Linked DNA regions of Homo sapiens: region 1 is linked to region 2. The links are chromatin loops, found by intact Hi-C in ENCODE. Cell type or tissue: gastrocnemius medialis. All regions are shown on one strand. Each heading gives the region's core, and the rest is flanking DNA. Links, peaks and the distances in the headings are about the cores only.

What was found. Hi-C counts contacts between places; a loop is a spot of excess contacts. Peaks named below come from ENCODE experiments on the same cell type or tissue, not always from the same donor. Only the 100,000 strongest peaks of a DNase experiment are listed, where the experiment ranks them.
Region 1: it touches region 2 in a loop (2.6-fold over the local background); 5 of 110 quality-filtered maps call a loop at or near these places.

What each region holds. Positions count from the first base shown.
Region 1 is chr17:4,568,844-4,577,238 of GRCh38, forward strand. It overlaps the pseudogene TXNP4. Among named protein-coding and RNA genes, the nearest start is that of SMTNL2, 11 kb to the right of the region's middle. In gastrocnemius medialis, for the core only: no CTCF peak of the experiment used is centred there; DNase peaks (open chromatin) are centred at 4,968 and 7,038; H3K27ac peaks cover 4,248 bases.
Region 2 is chr17:4,785,752-4,793,966 of GRCh38, forward strand. It overlaps VMO1 (vitelline membrane outer layer 1 homolog), which reads right to left and starts at 613. Exons shown (of 3, transcript NM_182566.3): 1 at 407-613; 2 at 186-301. The coding sequence starts at 601. It overlaps GLTPD2 (glycolipid transfer protein domain containing 2), which reads left to right and starts at 3,213. Exons shown (of 4, transcript NM_001014985.3): 1 at 3,213-3,366; 2 at 3,475-3,539; 3 at 3,760-3,926; 4 at 4,008-4,838. The coding sequence starts at 3,261. The coding sequence ends at 4,545. RefSeq lists a silencer at 4,020-4,669 and an enhancer at 4,900-4,979. In gastrocnemius medialis, for the core only: CTCF peaks have their summits at 1,716 (motif pointing right) and 4,332; DNase peaks (open chromatin) are centred at 4,330 and 4,870; H3K4me3 peaks cover 2,543 bases; H3K27ac peaks cover 1,656 bases; H3K27me3 peaks cover 317 bases.

The DNA of each region.
Region 1 (8,395 bases), core at 153-8,152, 220 kb before region 2:
CTCTAGATCTTTACGTTTCTTGTCACATGGGCAAAATAAAGCTCCTTTGTGTAGCTGTGAGGTTGAACAAATAGGACTCACAGTCTGCCTTTATTTTAATCTCCTAATCTCCATTCAAATGTGTTTTGTGGGGATGGCCCATCACCATTCTTTTGAATGGAATATAGGGCAGGCCCATGTCTTTTTGGGACACTCTCTTTTGGTAAAAAGTTTTTGGGTCACTTCAAGTTATAAAAGTTTCATTTCAACCAGGCGCAGTGGCTGCTCACACCTGTAATCCCAGCACTTTGGGAGGCTGAGGCGGGTGGATCGCCTGAGGTCAGGAGTTTGAGACCAGCCTGGCCAACATGGTGAAACGCCGTCTCTACTAAAAGTACAAAATTAGCCAGGCAGGGTGGTGGGTGCCTGTAATCCCAGCTACTCGGGAGGCTGAGGCAGGAGAATCACTTGAACCTGGGAGGCAGAGGTCGTAGTGAGCTGAGATCGCACCACTGCACTCCGGCCTGCGAGATTGAGTGAGAACCTGCCTCAAAAAAAAAAAAAAAAAGGTTCATTTCAATAATTGCAATTAAAAAATAAGCGTGGTCCCATTCATGGAGCTGGAGGGTAGAGCAGTGGTTGCCAGGGGCTGGGGGAGGTGGGCTGGGACTTGTTGTTTAATGTGTGTGGGGTTCCGTCTGGGATGAGTAGCTTCTGTGGATGGCTGCGCAACAGCATGAGCATATTTGGGGCCACTGAAATGATTGTAAATTGGTTAAAATGGTAAATTGTGTGTTATGTATATTGTATCATGATGAAAAAATGCAAAAAAAAAGTATAAGCCAAAAAAACCCAAAACACCCCACAGCCCCTCCCCCAAATGTAAAAGTCCATTTAAAGTTAAAAACTTCTCCCTTGCACCTTCTCAGTCTGTTTTGGGCAAGTAGCATGCAACAGGAAAAGGCTGTGTGTGTGTGTGTGTATGTGTGTGTGTGTGTATGAAAGGGTATGGTGAAGAGGGAGAGACTCTAATTAACTTCTCAATGTACCCTCCAACCCCCACCTGCTCCTACACCCTGGGATTCTCCTCCTCACTCACTTGGCTGCTTTTGTACCCCCAGGGTTGACATGGCGGGGGAAGAGGTAAAAAGGGGCAGGAAAGATCTGATTTTGTATTGTACGAGCTGGTACAGAAGCTTCCTGGGCTTTGTATACAGCTGACTTTTTATCTATTGGGACACTTTTTAAAGTCCTTCCAAGACCTCCAGCCGACCCCATTATTGGGGTCTCACCTCCAATTCCCCGGGTATAGCTGAACTCTTCTTGGCTCACAAGCAGCTCAGGCATCAGTTTCTTGCTGCTGGGGCCGCATCTTTCTCTCCAGGTGGTGTTCCTGGGCAGGTTTTATTCTTTTTTTGTTTTGTTTTGTTTTTTTAAATAACTCTTGCTCAAGGTTGGGCAGGTTTTAATGTGGCCTGATGCTGGTTCTCCCTCCCTCATAGCTCACATCTGGTCCATAGGAAACAATCACACATCCTTTTCCTACAAGAGATTTTAGGGGTACCAGTTTCCAGTGCAGCCAACTCTCTTCAAGATGTGATCAAAACCACTATCAGCCAGCACATCTCTCATGCACTGAATTTAAAAACTTTTTTTTGTAGAGATGGGGTCTTGTCATGTTCACCAGGCTGGTTTTGAACTCCTAGGCTTGAGCAATCTTCCCACTTCGGCCTCCCAAAATGCTGGGATTATAGGCATAGCCACTGCTCCAGGACTTGGATTTTAAAAATCCGATTTATTGAGGTATTTATATATATATATATATATATATTTTTTTTTTTTTTTGAGACGGGGTCTTGCTCTGTCACCCAGTCTGGAGTGCAGTGGCACAATCTCGGCTCACTGCAACCTTCGCCTCCCGGGTTCAAGCAATTCTCCTGCCTCAGCCTCACAAGTAGCTGGGACTACAGGCGCCCACCGCCAAGCCCAGCTAATTTTTGTATTTTTAGTAGAGACAGGGTTTCACCATATTGGCCAGGCTGGTCTCGAGCTCCTGACCTCGTGATCCACCCACCTCAGCCTCCCAAAGTGCTGGGATTACAGGCATGAGCCACCGCGCCCAGCTGAGGTATAATTTACATAAAGTAAAAGTCACCAATTTTTGTGTATATTGCCAGCAACTGACACCACAATTAAGACAACAAAGGAACCGATTGCTCCCGCAGCCAACACTATAGTTCACCATGGAGGACCCCGTGGATAGTTCCAAGCCTCCCTCTGCATGACCATTTCCTGGGCGGAAGTCCTTTGAGCTAAGTGGGAAATTTGGGCAGTACCCAACCTATGTAGATGAACCACATCCTGGCACTGGGGAAGTGGAAAATTTAGAGCACCCAAATTGATGCTCGATCCAACCCATTGATCACACCTCATCCCATCACAGCAAGTTAGGTGTTTCTCTGCTTTTTGTCTGAGGTGTTAACGTGAGAATCTCTTATCTGTAGGACTCTCCAGGGAGTTGTATCTTATGATTCCAGTAGTGGAAAGAACAAAATCAAAACACTGTATGGCGAAATCCTCAACGGGAAGGACCTGGAATTCACATCCTTCGAGATATCATCTGTACCTCAGCACTGTTGTGACCCGGTGGGCAACATAGTAGCAGGGTCGAGGGACAAAATGCATGCTAATAGTCTCTAGGCTCAAAAATGATTCAAGACCCTGATGGTGTCTCTCCAACGACCAACACACAGGGATGGTGCCAACCTGTCACTCAATGACAACGCAGGGCTGGTGACTAACTGGTTTAATTCGAGACCGTGGGTCGGACCACTTGTCTGTGCTTTGATAATGGAGAATTTGAGTCCCTGGAAAAAGCTACTCGACCAGGTTAGACTAGTGGCTGGTAGAGTGCGAATGACAACATGCTATACCATCAAGATGTTCCTGGATCAGTGTACTGACCGATCTATTGCACTACTGTCAGTTGTAACCAAGATTGTTGTATTCGAGGAGAAAGACACTTGCCTGGAAAACACACGGAAAGTTTTTTGAGTATGGGGGAGCCCTGCACCACCCCATTATGATTTGAGGTCTCTCCTCGGATGCTCCCAAATCTGGCAACGGCGGCAAACTATTGGGCTGAAAGACTCAATCCAGTGTATTCTGGATTTAAGGCTCATGACATAATGCCCGGAGCGAATATCACACTTCCACTTACTCAGATGGCTGCCTCTCACTGAGTGTCAAGAGGAACAGGGACGGGCATATGGTCACTCCAGCTTTGAACATCCTAAAGAATTATGGGGTAACAGGCTACAAATGAATACGGTCAGTTCCCTATTAAAAAAAAAAAAGCCGCTCCTCAGACCTCAGCAGCCAAGATGGTGAAGGAGATCGAGAGCAAACTTGCTTTTTAGGAAGCCTTGGATGCCACAGGCGATAAACTTGTAATAGTTGACTTCTCGGCCACGTGGTGTGGGCCTTGCAAAATGATCAAGCCTTTCTTTATCCCCTCTCTGGAAAGTATTCCAGCGTGGTATTCCTTGAAGTAGATGTGGATGACTGTCAGGATGTTGCTTCAGAGTGTGAAGCCGAATGCATGCCAACATTCCAGTGTTTTAAGAAGGGACAAAAGGTGGGTGAATTTTCTGGAGCCCATAAGGAAAAGCTTGAAGCCACCATTCATGAATTAGTCTAATCGTGTTTTCTGAAAACATAACCAGCCATTGGCTATTTAAAACTTGTAATTTTTTTAATTTACAAAAAAATATAAAGCATGAAGACTATAAACTCAAATACCATCTGGGTGACAATAAAACATTATTTCTAACACTTTAAAAAAAGACAAAGACCATTTCCAACAACCAAGCATTTTCCTAGTACCCCTTTGCTCCACCCCTCACCTCTGCTCCTTGACAACCACTCATCTGATTTTGATCCCTATATGTTGCTGTTTACCTAAGAAATCATGTTTTGAGGACTTATATATTGTAAATGGAATCATACCAGATGTACTTGTTCATATCTGGCTTCTTTCACTTAGCATGAAGACTTTGAGAAGCATCCATGTCATTGCGTGCATCCGTTTTTTCTTTTCATTGCTAAGTAGTGTTTATTGTATCTATGTACCACAATGTATCGATTCACCCATGGATGTAGACTGGATGGTTTCCAATTGTTTACTATAATGAATATAGGCATTATAAGCATTTGTGTACAAGGCTTTGTGGGGAGGTATGTTTTCATTCTTCTTGGATAAATATCTGAGTGAGATTGCCAGGTCATATGGTAAGTATATGGTTAACTCAGCAAGAAACCACCAAATTATTTTCCAAAATAACTCTGCCATTTTGCTTTCCCACCAGCGTTGGATGAACGTTCAGTTGCTCTATATTCTTGGCAACACTTAAGTATTGTCAGTTTTTAAGGTTGTGCGTGTGTGTGTGTATGTGTGTGTGTATATGTGTGTGTGTGTGTATGTTTATGTGTGTGTGTGTATATGTGTGTGTGTGTGTGTGTGTGTGTGTGTATGTGTGTGTGTGTAGTGGCATCTCATTATCGTTTTAGTTTCCATTTCCCTAATGTCTAATGATATTGGACATCATTTTATTCACTTATTGCCACTCATATATCTTCTTTGCTGAAGTGTCTGTTGAAATCTCTTGCCCATTAAAAAATCAGGTGATTTTGTTACTGAGGTGTTGTTATTGTTGTTATTGTTCTTTTTAGACAGAGTCTCACTCTTGTCACTCAGGCTGGAATGCATTGGCGCCATCCCGGCTCACTGCAACCTCCGCCTCCTGGGTTCAAGCGATTCTCCTGCCTCAGCCTCCTGGTTGTGAGGTTGTCTGGAGAGTCTGTAAAAACCAAGGCCATCTGTTGGTGGCCTCAGCTTGGTTCATATTGGGCTGGGCTCCAGACAGAGGTTTCCTCAGAAGTGTCTACTATGGGGCTCCACCTCATGTGAGTGATGCATTTCTGGGAAAGTCCCTGTGAGCTTGGTGGCTCTGCTGAGCCACAGGCACGTGGCGTGGTCTTTGCCATGACCTTGGAGAGGAGGCGTAGGCACTCTGGCTCATGCTCACTAACTGGCAGCGTGGGTCCCAGTGCCAGCCAGGCTCAGGCCCCAGTCCTGCTCGGCATCTACACCGTGGCCCATCCCCTCCAACTTCAGCTCTGCTGTCTTCCCCGCCCCCAGAGACTGCCAGCACCAGCTCCTGTCTCCCCTGCCTGCTCCTGTCTCCTTTCTCTTAAGGAGAAATCTCCATTTTTGGTCTACAAAACTGTCTGTCTTTTGTTATTGATCATGTTTGTGTCATTATTACTTTTTAAAAGATCTCATGTCTATATGTTTGAAGCAGAAGGAGATGGTTTGAACTATCTCAATCAGAAACATTGTAACTTATCTACGTGTGTGATACCGCTGCTGTTACGAACTAAATTTTGTTCCACAAGCAGATCCGCAGAAATGCACATACCCCGGAGCTGTGTGTTATTCTTCAACTTGCATTAAAACAACTCACATCAAGCCTGTTTGGACCTGTTGGTGACCAAGGTCCAGCTCAGCCTGGGGCAACAGGACAAAGGTGAAAGCAACCTCTAGTTTTTATTAAGAGTCAATTTTAAACATATATGCATATTCATTCATTTTCTTGTGTGTGTGTGTGTGTGTGTGTGTGTGTGATCACTATGTAGCAGACATAAGGGCCTTCGTAAGGGACTTACAGACATAAGCCAATTTAATCCTCATAACAATCCTAGGATGCAGATACTGTTATTATGATCCCCATTTTACAGATAAGGAAACTGAGGCCCAAGGAGTGGTGAGCCATGACTGGGATCCAGAGTCCCGCGGATCTCTCTGCTGTGTGTGCACCTGTGTGCCCTCGTGCCTTAGCTTGCATACAAGGGTGGGGGACATGAAGTCCACGCTACCTCTGACAGTGGCGTGCTTGTCCACAGCCAAGAGTGGAAGGGGGAAGGACAGGAGAGTGGCAGACTCAGGGCCTGGCTTGGGGACACCAGCCCTCTGACCCAGACATGCTCTGCCCACTTCCCCCTGCCTACTCACTAGATTCAGACGCAAGAGTCCGAGACTGCCAAGGAGGCCTGGCTGCAGCAGGGTCAATGGGGTCTCTCTCCCACTCTCTCCCATCCCCAGCCCACCATCAGGACCAATCTGTTCCCTGCAGGCTGTAGGGACCAGGGCCTGGCGAGGAGGGAGATATGTGAAGACAGCTACCTCCTTAGAGGAGAGGGCTACCATGCCACCTCACTGCGGTTCTTTATGTCTAGAGACACAGCAAGATAGAGAGAATACGGGATACAGGACCCAGGAGAGAACAAAGAATACAGAGGAATACAGAAATACGGGCTGGTGGCTCATGCCTGTAATCCCAGCACTTTGGGAGGCCGAGGGGGGTGGATCACTTGAGCTCGGAAGTTCGAGACCAGCCTGGCCAACATGGCGAAACCCGTCTCTACTAAAAATACAAAAAAAAAAAAAGAAAAAGAAAGAAGAAAATAAAAATTAGCCAGGAGTGATGGTGGGCACTTGTTGTCCCAGCTACTCAGGAGGCTGATTCAGGAGAATTGCTTGAACCCGGGAGGCGGAGGTTGCAGTGAGCAGAGATTGTGCCACTGCACTCCAGCCCGGGTGACAGAGCGGGACCCTTGTCTCCAAAAAAAAAAACAAAAAAAATACAGAGAGCCAAGATGGAGAGGAGCAAAGACAGAGAAACAGAGACTGGGAGGTGGAGGGAAGTACCTGGAGGGCATCTGAAAGTGAGCCTGTCGGGAGAGGGAGCTGGGGTGAGTCAAAGCTGGTACAGGAGGTGGCCGTGCAAGGAACGAGTCCCCGGCCATGGGGGGTTAGAGCTCTGGGGAGTCCGAGTCAAAAAGGCCTGGAGCCAGGGGTTCCTCCCACCACCCGTGCGGCCCGGTATCAGGTGGGGCTGGGCTGGGGCTGGAGTAAGCGTGCATATTGTATCTAGTCCCTCCTGGCTGCTGGCCTGGTGTCCCTGGATCTGGGGATAGGCGCCCGGCCTCGTGGTGCCCTCCTCCTGCATGGGCCAGTTGGCTCCACCCTCCCGGTGCCAGTGTCAGGTTCCAGGCTGTTCCCCGGGGGAACTTTGATCTGGAAAGAATGAGGGTGACCGATCTGGCTGCTGCACAGGGCCGAGCCGTGTCACCGAGACCTGGCCTGAGCTGCCCCTGCCACTTTCCCGCCCACTGGGACACCAAGCGGTTACCCTGGGCTCAGGAGACACAGAGGGGGTCTTTCCTGCTTCCCTTCCCTCCCTTCTCCTCTTCATCATCCATTGTTTATTCAGCAATTCACTCATTCATCAAGTATTGGCTGATGGAGTGGGGGTGAGTGATGGGGACAGAGGGACAAGGAGACAGGGTCCTGCCCTTTAGAGAGCCCCTCACCTGATAGGGGGGCAGGTGGCCCACACAGACACACCCTAAACAGAGACCACTGCTTGAGAAACACAAGCCCTGCTTTGGAGGAGGAAGATGGGGAGTGCGAGGAGGGATGTGTCCTAGTGGGCACCGTGCAGGGTTAGTGGAGGTAAGGAGGTAAGGACAGGCTTTATCAGGGAGGGCTTCCCGGAGAAGGGGGTGGTTAAGCTGGACCCCGATCTGGAGGATGAGCAGGGATGTGTCCGTTTGAGAAGTAGAAGGCCAGGCACAATCACAGAAGCACGAAAGAGTTTTGTGTTTGTGTGTTTGTGGGCGGCAGCGGCTGAGAAAGGGGGGTTGGAGAGGTGGGTGGGGGGCTGGTTAGGAAGGGCCTTGAATGGCCCCCTCAGGCGTTCCCCTGTTGGCGAGGGGACCCATGAGTCAGGGGTAGGGGTCCTAGCTGGGACAGGTTGTCAAATCAAGACACAGCTGGGGGCTATAGGGGAAGCGGCAGCTTGATGGCACCTCCGGGCCTTGCCGAGGAGGGGCTGGTGCCTCCGAGACCTCCCCCGCCAGCCCCAGCCCCAGTTAGTCTCCACGGTACTTTTGAGGAAGCCCCGCTGATCTATGGGCTGCAGCGGCTCCAGTGGGCTCCAGGCCCAGGGCTCAGCCCAGCCCCTGCCTTGGCCTGGCCTCCCCACCCCCACTGCCCACTCTGACTGACGCAGCCTTTTGCTGGGCTGAAAGCAGACACTGCCTGTGAGGCCCCTGGGGAAGGCCCAGGGGGCAGAGCCCCGGAGCTCGGGCTCCTCTTGTCCTGAAGGCTGCTGAGCCGGGGCCTATGAATAACCCCTCCCCCGGCCCCGTCTCTGAGAAGGGGGAAGGGAGGCAGGCCCAGGCCAGGCTGAAGGCACCAGGTCTTTTGGTGGGAAGCTGTGGAGGGGGTGAGGGAAGAAGGGGACAGGGCCCACGGTTGGAGATCCTCTGGGCTGGAGCAGTCAAGCTCCAC
Region 2 (8,215 bases), core at 1-8,000:
GTGGGCTGGGTGCTCCCCGACCTCCGCCGAGGAGCGGAGGAGGGGTCTTCCATCCACCCTTCGCCTCCCCGGTCTATACTGCCCCGTAGCTCTGGCGGAGCCAGCCTGCCTGTTGCGACGGAGTATGTAATAGAGGGTAAGGGACATACCATCACCCCAAGGGATCCTCGACCCCTGCGCCCCACCTTCCAGACTGGGACTCTACCACGTGCGTATTGCCTAGGACGTTCCCGCGCGCGCAGTGCAGCCTGATCCCATTCAGTGCAGTGTCGTCGCCAGGAATGCCTTGGGGAGGCTCCACCTGGGTATCGAGGAGAGGGGCAAGGGCGAGTCACGGAATTATCATCCTTGGCTCTATGGTCCCACGCATCTCCGCCCTCTCCAGGACCTACGCCTGAGCCCCAACCTTGAGCGAGAACCCGCTGGCGAAGAATCCATCGGGACACATCTCAGGCCAGGCCCAGTCGCCCCAGGGACCCCCGCTGGTCACTTCGATGACCGCCGTGTAGCCGTTCCGGCCATCTGTCTGTGCACATGTGAAACCAGTCGCCCGCAGAAGCAGCAGCAGCGGCAGCAGCTTGGCTCCTGCGCCCCGCTCCATCCTGTAGCGTCTGTGAATCAGGCCTCCTAAGCAGATTTATATCAGTTTGGCCTCTGTGAGGGCTCCGATTGCGGAAGGGCCTCCCAGATTAAGTGAAACCCAAAACTAATCCACTCCCGGAACCCTATTTCCTGCTCCCGGAGGCAGAGGCTCCCAGAGCTAGGGTAGGAGGGGCAGTGAGAGAGGGCGAATTAAAATAACCATCACCTACTGAATATTTACTATAGGCTACGAATTATGGTTAGCGCTTTGCAGTATTTTGTTTAACCCTCACAACAATTTTTGGGGGGTGAGAATTATCCTTCCTATTTTGTAGATGAGGGAACTGGCTCAAAAATGGCAAGCAACTTGCCTTAGGTTTACAGCCAAGCAAGCTGGGAAACATTCCAGCAGTGAGAGTGGAGACAGAGCAGAGACCAGGGCTAGGGATGGAAGTGACCTCCCGGGAGTCCCACCAGTGACGGGATGGGGCAAGAGCAACCCAGAGACCTCCAGGATGTGAGGGGACATCAGAGTGAGGATAGGACAAGAATCCTCGAACTGGAGAAGCTGAGAAAACTCCTGTCAGCTCAGAAGTCTCTTCCTCCTCTGAGAGGTCTTCTGAGAGCTCAGGGCCCTAACACCTTGAGAATCCGGGACACTCCTCCCTACCTTAGAAGAAGACATATACAAACAGAAATAATTCTTTTTTATTTTTATTTTTTGAGTCGAAGTCTCACTCTGTCGCCCAGTGGCGGCATCGCAGTGGCGCGATCTCGGCTCACTGCTACCTCCACCTCCTGGGTTCAAGCGATTCTCCTGCCTCAGCCTCCCGAGTAGCTGGGACTACAGGCGCGCGCCAAGACGCCGCCCCGCTAATTTTTGTATTTTTAGTAGAGACCGGGTTTCACCGTGTTGGCCAGGATGGTCTCTATCTCTTGACCTTGTGATCCGCCTGCCTCGGCCTCCCAAAGTGCTGGGATTACAGGCATGAGCCACCGCGCCCGGTCCAACAGGAATAACTCTAAGAAGTTTGGGGACAGGAGACTAAGAACCCCTAAGAAAAGATCATGCTGTTTCTTCCATTGCTTTCTGTATCCTTATATCCTTTCCTGGAATGCCTTTCCCCCTGTGACCACCAGATGGACTCCTAATTTGCAAAACAAAAAGCGAGAAAATCTGGCTAAGTATGTTTTTTGTTTGTTTGTTTGTTTGTTTGTTTTGAGACGAAGTCTCACTCTGTTGCCCAGGTTGGAGTGCAGTGACGCCATCTCGGCTCACTGCAACCTCTGCCTCCCGGGTTCAAGCGATTCTCTTCCCTTAACCTCCCGAGTAGCTGGGATTATAGGCGTTCGCCACCACGCCCGGCTAATTTGTATATTTTTAGTAGAGACGGGGTGTTGCCATGTTAGCCAGGCTGACCTCAGGTGATCCGCCCACCTCGGCCTCCCAAAGTGCTGGGATTACAGGCGTGAGCCACCGTGCCTGGCCTAAAAATGCCTGGCTAAATTTGTTAGGGGCCACAACCCCAGATTTACCTGCCCCTCATACACACTCCTTTGTTTATTCAATACCTATTTAGCAATAATATGTTTTGGCTTAAGCAATATTCCACTTGCTGTAAGCAAGAATAACAAGGCCCCTGTCATCAGAGGTCACATTCCAGTGGGGGAGACAGAGGATAAATTCTCCCCCAGTGGACCTTGAGCTCTGTGAAGGCACTTTTGTATTCTTGAAGCCTAGTACGTGCGGAAGTACTTAATAAAAGTTGGTGCAATGAATGATTGAAGAGCCAATCTGGAGTTTTGAAAATTAAACCACAAAAATGCAAAAGGATAAAGCCTGACGTACGTATATGATTGCAAGAGGTCATGTATCCAGGTCAAGACAAAGTCCCCTGGGAATAAGATAGAGAATTTAGAAGTGGGTGTTCCCGGCTGGGCGCGGTGGTTTACGCCTGTAATCCCAGCACTTTGGGAGGCCAAGTTGGGCGGATCACAAGGTCAGGAGTTCGAGACCAGCCTGTCCAGTATGGTGAAACCCTGTCTCTACTAAAAATGTAAAAATTAGCCGGCACTTTCCAGCCTGGGCGACAGAGCGAGACTTTGTCTCAAAAAACAAAAAAACAAAAAACAAACAAAAAAAAAAAGAGAGCGAGAGAGAAGTGGGTGTTCCCTGGATCCCAGAGCCGGACAATGCTTGAACTTAATAAGATTTATAGGGCAATTGTGGTCAGCTTTTCCATTTAGTGTTTTCACATACGTTATCATTTAATCCTCACATGAGGCTTGCAAAGTACCTATTATTATCCTCAATTTACAGTGGAGGGAACTCAAGCCCAGAGTGAATTTAGGGCCCACACCACTGCTCAGTAGGGGAGCTGTTCTGGGCCCTGCCTCTCTTCCCAATACTCAGAGTGCCTCTTGCTACAGCTGGCCCTACAGGGAAGGGAAATGCACTGATCTGTCACTGCTGTCGAATCCCCCAAATTCCCTTCACCCAGTTCCTCGCACCCAGGGTAGCTGCCCTTTGGGGCGAAGGGCACAGGGGAAGGGGCCTTAGTAGGTTAATTATTAATCCTTTGCGCCTCAGGGCACCACGGGCTTCTGTCCCCTCCTGGAGGCGGAGGGACACGGACTGGCTAGGCGCTGGTGAGGGGGCGGCGGTCCCAGCAGCAGGCATGGGAGTGGCGGCGCGGCCCCCAGCCCTGCGGCACTGGTTCAGCCACTCAATTCCTCTCGCTATCTTCGCGCTGCTGCTGCTTTATCTCAGTGTTCGGAGCCTAGGTGAGCTGCCCCTTCCCTCACTTGCTCCGGGAGGAAGCCCGGAATCCAGGCCCTCACGACTCAAGCCTCTTTCTCGAGCCCTCACCGCTCCGCTTCTCCTCTACCCAGGCGCCCGCTCGGGCTGCGGACCCAGGGCGCAGCCCTGCGTTCCAGGGGAAACGGCGCCCTTCCAGGTACGCTAGGCGCAGGATTGGGCGCGGGCGCTCCAGGAGGGACCAGAACAGGGGGACGTGGAGCCAGGCTGAGGGTCCGGCAAAGGGCGGGTCCTCCCCCGGTCTACCCTCTCCCGTCGGAAGCTGAGCGCACAGCAGAAGAGCCGCCAGCTAAACCTTCGGAACAATTTCTTCAGGGCAGAATCTGCTCCCACCTCTTCCCATCGTGTCTCCCCACCAGGTCCGGCAGGAGTCGGGAACCCTGGAGGCCCCGGAGAGGAAACAGCCTCCGTGTCTGGGCCCTCGGGGGATGCTGGGCCGCATGATGAGGCGGTTCCACGCCAGTCTGAAACCCGAAGGGGATGTGGGGCTGTCGCCGTACCTGGCGGGATGGAGGGCACTCGTCGAGTGAGTGGCCTCCCGCCCCCCAGCCGGTCCCCGCCTCCTTGGCGGCTCCATCTCCATTCTCTCAAATCGTCTCGCCCGCAGGTTCCTGACTCCCCTCGGCTCCGTCTTCGCCTTCGCCACTAGGGAGGCCTTCACCAAGGTGACAGACCTGGAGGCTCGGGTGCACGGCCCGGACGCGGAGCACTACTGGTCGCTGGTGGCCATGGCGGCGTGGGAGCGGAGGGCGGGACTGCTGGAGCAGCCGGGGGCGGCCCCCCGGGACCCGACCCGGAGCTCGGGCTCTCGCACGCTGCTCCTGCTGCACCGCGCGCTGCGCTGGTCCCAGCTCTGCCTCCACCGGGTGGCGACCGGCGCGCTGGGAGGCCCGGACGCGGGCGTGCAGTGCAGCGACGCCTACCGTGCGGCCCTGGGTCCGCATCACCCCTGGCTGGTCCGACAGACCGCCCGCCTCGCCTTCCTCGCCTTCCCGGGTCGCCGCCGCCTGCTGGAGCTGGCGTGTCCCGGAGCCACCGAGGCGGAGGCGCGGGCCGCGCTGGTCCGGGCCGCCGGCACCTTGGAGGATGTCTACAACCGCACCCAGAGCCTGCTGGCCGAGCGCGGCCTGCTCCAGCTGGCCTAAGACGGCGGCTGCGGGGACCGGCGGGAACGGAGCGGACCGCCCGGGGTGGGGCCGCGCAGCCCGGGGTCAGTCCTGCAGCCCGCGCCGCGGCCGCCTCCGTATCCCGCCTCTTCCGTGACGTCGCCGCGGCGAGGGCCGCCCCCGGCAGGGAATGGCGTTGAGCTCCCTCTGTCCGCAGTCTCGGAAAGACGGGAGGAGCTGTGAGGAATAAAAAAGCAATATTTGGCAGCGTCGACGTAGGGCGTTTTGTGTGATGACGACAGGCGCTTAAGGGAAATAAAAAACGAAGGTGAGAAGATGTGTCATCTCTGTTCTCGGCAGCCGAGAGACTCACGCTCCCCCGGCCTATCGTAGTCACTCCCGTGGCTTCGGTTGCCAAACACACGCTGAGTCTCCAGCCCAGACTTGTCCCTGAGCTTCACCCCTGTGCAGCCAAGTGACTCCACGGCCACTCCCACAATGAACATGAAAGATCTTGCCATTTCATACACTGATAACTTCCAAATCACAACTTCAATCCACTTTCTCCTGGACTCCAGAATCCTACATATACGATTGCCTATTCGGTATTTCCACTTGGATGTCACCTAGGCATAGCAAACCTACCATGTCCAACACTAAGCTCCAACACGCCCTCCCCACGAAAATTCTCCCTTCATAGTCTTTGCTGGCTCAAATGACACTTCATTCTTCCAGGTCCTCAGACCAAAAACCTCGTCATCCAGACCCTTCTGGGTTGTTTTTTCGTTTTGGTTTGGTTTTCTTTCTTTTTTTTTTTTTTTTTTCTGAGACAGAGTTTCTCTCTTGTTACCCAGGCTGGAGTGCAATGGCGCGATCTTGGCTCACCGCAACCTCCACCTCCCGGGTTCAAGCAATTCTCCTGCCTCAGCCTCCCAAGTAGCTGGGATTACAGGCATGCACCACCACACCAGGCTACTTTTTGTATTTTTAGTAGAGACAGGCTGTCTACGTGTTGGTCAGGCTGGTCTTGAATTCCCGACCTCAGGTTATCCGCCCGCCTCGGCCTCCCAAAGTGCAGGGATTACAGGTGTGAGGCACTGCGCCCAGCCCCAGCCCTTCTGTTTCTCTTTCATCATATCAGCATCCAATCTGTGAAAATCTGAGCAGTGCCCACTTTCTCCACTCCTAGTACCTTTGACTATGAAGGGAGACTATATCCTAGATTACTGCACTAGCCTCCTCATTGTTTCTCTGTCCATCCTTTCCCTCCCTATAATGTATTTTATTTTATTTTTGTGCCCCCTCTCCCACCCTCCTATAATGTATTTTATTTTTTTTATTTATTTACTTATTTTGAGACGGAGTTTCACTATTGTCACTGAGGCTGGAGTGCAGTGGCGCAATCTCGCCTCACTGCAACCTCCACCTCCCAGGTTCAAGTGATTCTTCTGCCTCAGCCTCCTGAGTAGCTGGGATTACAGGCGTAATCCCACCACCACTCCCAGCTAATTTTTGTATTTTTAGTAGAGACGGGGTTTTGCTACGTTGGCCAGGCTGGTCTTGAACTTCTGACCTCAGGTGATCCACCCACCTCCGCCTCCCAAAGTGCTGGGATTATAGGTGTGAGCCACCGCGCCTGGCCAACGATTGTTTTTTATTACGAGAGAATGTTGGATTTTTAAACTGCTTTTCTGAGTTTATTGAGATAATTTTCCATTTTTCCTTTATTAATATGGTATATTGCATTAATTTTCATATGTTGAACCAATGTTGTATTCCTTTTTTTTTTTTTTTTTGAGAACAACTCTTGCTCTGTTGCCCAGGCTGGAGTGCAGTGGCACGATCTAGGCTCACTGAAACTTCTGCCTCCCGAGTTCAAGTGATTCTCCTGCCTCAGCCTCCCGAGTAGCTGGGACTACAGGCACACCACCATGCCAGGCTAATTTTTGTATTTTTAGTAGAGACTGGCCAACATGGTGAAACCCCGTCTCTACTAAAAGTACAAAAATTAGCCAGGTACGGTGGCATGTGCCTGTAATCCCAACACTTTGGAAGGAGAATCACTGGAACCCGGGAGGCAGAGCCTGCAGTGAGCCGAAATTGTGCCACTGCACTCCAGCTTGGACAACAGCACAAGACTCTGTCTCAAAAAAACAAAAAACAAAAAAGAAAAAAACAACAAACAAAAAAAAAATCAACAAACTAGGAATAGAAGGGAACTTCCCCTGCCTAGGCATCTGTGAAAAACCCAGGGCTAACAGCACTCTCAATGATGAAAGACTTTTCCCTAAGCTTTCTCCTAAGCTTTTCCCCTAAAATGAGAAACAAGACAAAGATGTCTGCTTTTGCCAATCTATTCAACATTGTGCTGAAGTAACTAGCCAGAGCAACTGGGCAAGATAATGAAATAAAAAGCATCCAGATTGGAAAGGAAGAGATAAAATTATCTCTATTTGCAGATGATATGATGGTTTATATAGAAAAACCCTAAAGAATATAGACACAAACTTTTAGAACTAATAAATGGCCAGGCACGGTGGCTCACGCCTGTAATCCGAACACTGGGAGGCTGAGGCAGGCAGATCACGAGGTCAGGAGTTCAAGACCAGCCTGACCAACATGGTGAAACTCCATCTCTACTAAAAATACAAAAATTAGCTGGGCATGGTGGCACTCACAGGAGAACTGCTTGAGCCCGGGAGGTGGAGACTGCAGTGAGCCGAGATTGCGCCACTGTACTCCAGCCTGGGCAACAGAGTAAGACTGTCTCAAAAACAAAACAAACAAACAAACAAAAAGAACTAATAAATGGTTCAATGAAGTTGCAGAATACAAGATCAAAACCAAAATCAGTTGTATTTCTATGTACTAGCAATGAACAATCCAAAAATGAAATTAAGAAGACAATGTCACTTATAACAGCATCAAAAAGAATAAAATACTTGGGAACAAATTTAACCAAAGAAGTGCAAGACCTATATATTGAAAACTATTATAAACACTGTTAAAAGAAATTAAAGGGCCGGGCGCAGTGGCTCACGCCTGTAATCCCAGCACTTTGGGAGGCCGAGGCGGACAGATCACGAGGTCAGGAGTTTGAGACCAGCCTGGCCAATATGGTGAAACCCCGTCTCTACTAAAATTACAAAAATTAGCCTGGCGTGGTGGCAGGCGCCTGTAGTCGCAGCTACTTCAGAGGCTGAGGCAAAAGAACTGCTTGAACCTGGGAGGTGGAAGTTGCAGTGAGCCAAGATCACGCCACTGTTCTCCAGCCTGGGTGACAGAGCAAGATCTGTCAAGAAAGAAAAGAAAAGAAAGAACGAAGGAAGGAAGGAAGGAAAGAAAAGAAAAGGAGAAAAGAAAAGAAAAGAAAAGAAGTACTACAAAGCTACAGTAATAGAGACAATATGATACTGGCATAGGATAGACATATAGATCAATGAAACAAAACTGAGAATCCAGAAGTAAGTCCATACATGTATGGTCAATGATTTTTAACAAGGGTGCCAAGATCATTCAATGGGGAGACAGTCTTTTTTTTTTTTTTTTTTTTTTTGAGACGGAGTCTTGCTCTGTTGCCCAGGCTTGGGAGTGCAGCGGCCCGATCTCGGCTCACTGCAAGCTCCGCCTCCTGGTCTCAGACCATTCTCCTGCCTCAGCCTCCCGAGTAGCTGGGACTATAGGCGCCCACCACTACACCCGGCTAATT